2 separate regions of the Mus musculus genome follow, and region 2 is linked to region 1. The links are chromatin loops, found by intact Hi-C in ENCODE. Cell type or tissue: left cerebral cortex. All regions are shown on one strand. Links, peaks and the distances in the headings refer to the core of each region. The heading gives the core; the rest is flanking DNA. Region 1 holds the start of Gm32374 (a long non-coding RNA gene). Region 2 has its middle 5.2 kb from the start of Wdr19.

Region 1 (2,917 bases), core at 301-2,800:
CTGGACACCAGAGGAAGAATGGGGTTCCCATTCAGTAAAGAAAGGGCTACCCATCAGTGAGACGAGCCCTGTACCCACAACAGTTGCACAGGGCATTCTGGAAGCGGTGTGGGGAGCACCTGGATGAAGTCCATCCCACCCTGTCCTAAGGCTGTCTCAGCCGCTGTGTCTGAGGCCCAGGCCCCTGGTTTACCTCGCTGTTTGTTGCTGCTTTTTACCTTGTTCTTCTGGGTTTGCTTCATTCTCTGATTCTTTGGCTACAAAGATGTCCTTGATTGAAATTAGGTCATTTTTCAAGAGTTCTAGCTTCTCTCCATCCAGGGATGTTAAGAAGGACTGAACCTGGAGAAAAATAAAAGGGAATAGAAAGAAAGAAATAGGTCACTTAACTGTCATCGTTTCTTCCCACGGAAAGCATTTACATATGGCTGCCTCCAGTTTTCCCAGTAGCTCCTGAGCGAGCCATAGTGTGGAGGTGGGGGGCAGGGGGTGGGGGGGCGTTTGGCTCTACTGCCCATTCACAGCGTGGGCTCCCAGGCCTCAGTCCTTCCCATTCAGTAGTTATTGCTGTTGCTGTTACATCTCAGTATATAGTTCAGATTGGCCTCGAACTGATTAAATAGTCCAGTCTGGTCTTGAACTTGAACTTCTCTTGCCCTGGCTTCTTCATTACAGTTACAGGCACGAGCCACCACACAGGACTAACTGTCTCCTTCTTAAAGCAGGATCTGTACTTCCTTGGGATCCTTGGTGTGGTAAACAATAAACATGAAGCAAGAGGCCCTGGTCAACAGTGGTGGTGGCAGGAACCCATTGATCACAGGGGTTAAAAACACTCCCTCCACACAGCTCAAATATCAGTTCCTCACTTGCTTACTGCTGACCTTGGGTAATTTACATTCCCATGCTTTGGCTTTATCTGAATAATCGGGACTGCTTACATTTACCTTTAAGGCCATTTTGGTCACTAAAGCATAAGAACTGACTTAAAACACTGTGTTGCTCAATAAATAAAAGATCTAACACATATGCATATATATGTATATATATGTGTGTATAAATATACACACACATACATATCTCTCTGTCTCTGTCTCTCTCTGTCTCTCTCTCTGTCTCTCTCTCTCTCTGTCTCTCTCTCTCTGTCTCTCTCTCTCTCTCTCTCTATATATATATATATATATATATATATATATATACATATGATTAGATTAGACATGACTTACACGGAGTTTACAAAAATGTCCAAGATACATTTTCATTTTCTGATAATTCATTGTCTAGAATGGTAGTTCTCAACCTGAAGGGGGATTGTATATCACATATCCTGCATATCAGATATTTGCATTATGATTCACAACAGTAGCAAAATTACAGGTATGAAGCATAGAAATAATTCTATGGTTGGGGTCACCACCACACTAGGAACTGGATTAAAGGGTCACGTTGTGATGAACGTTGAAAACCTCTGCTCTAGGGGAGGGAATCTCAAGACAGCCAGTATCAGACCTAATGGACATGGAGGAAGGGCACTGCAGTCAGCAGGAGGGAACAGTCACTGAACTGGGAAGCTGTGCAGGGAGAGCTTGGGAGAGGAGCCTCGGCTTGGACTGACATCACCTCTGCTCAGAGTCTCTCTTTGGAGAGTGCCCTCTGCATAGACTTCAAAACAAGTACAGATGGCCATCCTCTGAAGATTAATCTAAATTTCCAAATCGGTCACAGGTCATGGAACATCGTAATAAAAATGAGGCGTGACTGTAAAGCTGTTCATTTCTGGTTTCTCATTCTGCACTTCAAATTCTCCCTCTAGAGGGAGTACTAGCTGAGCTCCGTCCTCCTTGGGGTAGGTTTCACTGTCCATGTGTTAGTAAATTGGCACACCAGACTAGGAGTCAGCCAGGGCATCCGGGCTGGCAGGCTTTGTTTTCCTAAGGTTTACGCACATCACTGGGTGCTGTGCGCCTGCCCAAGGCTCTGGGAGGAAGCTTGGCAGGAAATCAACACAAAACCCATTAGCCATGCAGTTCGGCAGGTAGCAGAAATGTGCCCTGCTCTGTGGCTCCTGGCCAGCCCCTCTGGCTTTGGCCTTCTGAGAGCCTTCTTTTCACTTGCATGTTCCGGCTTCTCCCTCTTTAACTCTAGTCTGCTACAGCGGCGTGCACTGAATTGTAGTCGGACGCAAGAATTAATCATAATTAATCATGCATTCCTCACAAGGGTACACAGAGTGTCTTATGCCCCTTTCCCATAAAAATAAATTTTGAAAAATGCAACTGAGTGTAATGGAAACAAAATGATGAGATTTTCCCACTGATTATGTACCGCACTGCCAGGTCTGTCTTAGAATCGATCTGAAGCAACATCATTGATAATAATTCCTTTGTATTATTTATTCACTTATCTATTTATTGTGGCATGTGTGCTGCTGCTGCTGTGGTATGGGTGTGCATGCCACGATGTGGGTTCTAGGGTCTGAACTCCAGTTCTCAAGACTGTGGCACACACTTGAAACCACAGAGCTAGCTCTCCAGCGTCAATACTTCCTTCCCTTTCTCTTGTAATGTTTGAGGTTCAGCCAACGAAATATCAGCGGATACAACGAGCATCCTTTCTTGTCCACAGCTTTCAAATGGGAGTGTCCTCTCTGTTTCCTCGGGCTGACGGGACTCAGAGGACCACAGGCATCAGGTCATGGTGACATCCAATACATTTTAAAGACCTGGACACAGGGGCCGCTGCAGAACACATGGGATACTTCCCCTTCTAGAACACTCTCCAGGTTACTGAGTGGGCCTCTTTCCCATGCTGTGCTGAGACCAGTGTGAACCTAGAAGATGACTCCAGATAGCTGCTTGCATTGGGGAATGTGTGGAGCTGGAACAAAAGAGTCTCACTTACTTGTGCATGGCAGTTT
Region 2 (2,917 bases), core at 249-2,748, 170 kb before region 1:
AGTAAAACTGTAGTTACTCCAGTTGATATATTGTGTTAGAGAGCATTCCTAATTTATGTTACTTAAAGAATATCAGTGGCAGTGGCAGACTGGAGAAATGTCTCAGTAGTAAAGAACACAGACTGCTCTTTGAAAGGATCAGGGTCCAATGCCCAGACACCCACATGGCAACTCACAACCACTAGTTAACTACAATTTCATGGGATCTGACATCTTCTGACCTCTGTGCACACCAGGCACACAGGTAGTGCATAGACACATATACAGACAAGATACCCACACAGACAAAATAAGTAGATTTAAACTAAAAAATAATGTCAATGACAAGTACCTTCAAAATGTGATAATGTTGACAAATCCTTGTGTCAAATATTCATTGGCTAATAAGTGTACCTGCAACATGGCTCATCAGGTCAGAGTGCTCGCTGCCAACTCTGATGACCTGAGGTCAGTCCCTGGGTTCCACATGGTGGAAGAAGAGAAGAGAGAGTTGTCATCTGACGTGTACATACAAGTTGTGACACTTAGGCATGTCCCTACCTCAAACGAGCAAACAGTTTAATTTGAAAGGAAGAGAAAAAGTATACACAATAAGAGAGCATGAAGAGGGAAGGGGTTTTCTAGGTGAAAAATGGTGTGGACTTGGGTCTTATTTGAGACAGAATGTCCCTGGGTTGCCCAGAATGGTCTTGAACTCCTGGACTGAAATGATTCTCCAGTCTGTGCCTCTTGAACAGCTGTGACTACAAGTATGTTGTTACTGCATAGCTTAAGGGTTTTGGGTTTTTTTTTTTTTTTTTAGTATAAGAATATAGTTTTGTTTCACCAGGCCATACAAATGTCATAGTCATATTAGTAGTTATAAATAAGTGTGCTAGGGTAGTCTGGATGGTATGTGCTCTACCACAAAGGTTAAAACAGTGCATGTAAGAAGCAAGGTTTATGTCTCTATGGATAGAAGTCTGGAGTGGTAAATTTTCAGCTTCTCCCAGTAGAGTCCAATAGAGTCAGTCAACATGAAAACTAGTTACAGTGATTTTAGCGTCTGGTTTTGCATGACTTTCTTGCACAGTTTTACGTTTGACCGGGCTCTGTGTGGTTTTGTTTCTCTGTGTGACTCTTGTGGGTGTAGTGCTTGGATCCAAGATAGCTCGTGCGCATGATGTTAGATGCTAGTGGCTGCCTTAAGCAGTGTCCTGGGGATGGTGGTCAAAGCTTCTTCATAAATAGCCTGCTGGATGCTGTTTCTCCGTATGGCTCGGCTCCTCGGATCACAGCAGCTGGAGTCTGAGTCAGGGAGTCCCTTTCCCACAAGTGAGTCATAGGAGGCAAAGCTGGAAGGCGCCAGCGGCAGGAAGCCATGCCCACCACATTCTGTTGGTTAAGCAAGGTGTGCATCCAGCACAGATTCAAGAGGAATGCAAATATACACCAGACCTCTTGAGGGGGAGAGCCACAGTGAATTTATGGTCGTCTTTACCACAGGCACCAATGCAAGTCAGTGCACCGGGTTCTAATCATTTTGTTTTGCTTTTTGTTTTTGTTTTGTTTTTTTTTTAAAGATTTATTTATTTATTATATGTAAGTACACTGTAGCTGTCTTCAGACACGCCAGAAGAGGGCATCAGATCTTGTTACAGATGGTTGTGAGCCACCATGTGGTTGCTGGGATTTGAACTCCGGACCTTTGGAAGAGCAGTCGGATGCTCTTACCCACTGAGCCATCTCACCAGCCCCTCATTTTGTTTTTAAAAACATCTGGCCCTGAATTTCTTTTTCTTTTCCTCCATTTCTTTTAGATTTTCTCACTTAACAGAGTATAGGTTTTTATGATTCTCTGGATTTCTATTTTTTAAAGATTTATTTTATTTATTATATATAAGTACACTGTAGCTGTCTTCAGACACCCCAGAAGAGGGCATCAGATCTCATTGCGGATGGTTGTGAGCCACTGTGAGACCCCGACTTAGAGCGTTTCTCCCTGGAAGGTAAAACCCCTGGATGTTCCCCAAGCTTGTTTTCCCTGATCTCTAAAAATACAGCTAGAAAGAAGCTCTTTGTTCTCTATAGCCAGCAAAGAGCCTTTTTGTTTCTATACTGTACAACCAGAGATGCCTGCCTTCCTGTGCCGAGGACACAGAGATAAAAATTCAGAAAGAACTCACTCCCCACTCCTGCCTTGTAAATTTCACCAAGGACACCCGGAAGAGAAGAACTCTTCCCAACTCCTCCCAACTCCTCAGCTAGCTGTTAAAAGCCCCTTACTGTCACTGCTCGGGGTCAAACTCCCCTGCCCTGCGCGGCGGAGGGACTTCGTCCTCAGCTAGCTGATAATAAAACCTCTTGCAGTTTGCATCAGGTGTGGTTTTCTCTCGAGATGTTGGGGTGTTGGCCAGCTCATCCCGGGACTTGAGCAGAGGCCCAGCATTGGGGGTCTTACACCACCATGTGGTTGCTGGGATTTGAACTCAGGACCTCTGGAAGAGCAGTCAGTGCTCTTAACCGCTGAGGCATCTCTTCAGCCCAACATTTTTTTTTTCGAGTCAATGTCTCTCTATGTAGCCCAGGCTATCCTGGAACTATGTAGACTAGGTTGGTCTCAAACTCACAGATACCTGCCTGCCTCTGCCTCTCAAGTGCTGGAATAGTTCTGATCTCAAACAGAATAGGTTTTTTCTCAGGCAGCAAAGATTCCCAGTATGTAGTTCTGTGATGTCAAGGCTGAGGGACTAGAAGCAGCAGCAGGATCAGGGGTTCGAGGGCAGCATCCATTCTAAGAATCTGGGTCCAGCAGAGGCCGCATGAGATCCTACGGCAAACCAACAACAAAACTGCCAAGAATTGAATTTGTTTCTCAAATGGAAGAAAAGAATAACTTCATGAAGCAGACTAGAAATGTACATTAATAATAAAGCCA

Evidence for each region. Peaks named below come from ENCODE experiments on the same cell type or tissue, not always from the same donor. Only the 100,000 strongest peaks of a DNase experiment are listed, where the experiment ranks them.
Region 2: it touches region 1 in a loop (2.4-fold over the local background); 1 of 42 quality-filtered maps calls a loop at or near these places.

What each region holds. Positions count from the first base shown.
Region 1 is chr5:65,019,027-65,021,943 of GRCm38, reverse strand. It overlaps Fam114a1 (family with sequence similarity 114, member A1), which reads right to left. Exons shown (of 14, transcript NM_026667.3): 8 at 219-342. Gm32374 (a long non-coding RNA gene) reads left to right here and starts at 1,812. Exons shown (of 3, transcript XR_003955930.1): 1 at 1,812-1,846; 2 at 2,626-2,917. In left cerebral cortex, for the core only: a CTCF peak has its summit at 1,802; DNase peaks (open chromatin) are centred at 401 and 1,991.
Region 2 is chr5:65,193,009-65,195,925 of GRCm38, reverse strand. No RefSeq gene overlaps it. Among named protein-coding and RNA genes, the nearest start is that of Wdr19, 5.2 kb to the left of the region's middle. In left cerebral cortex, for the core only: no CTCF peak of the experiment used is centred there; a DNase peak (open chromatin) is centred at 1,281.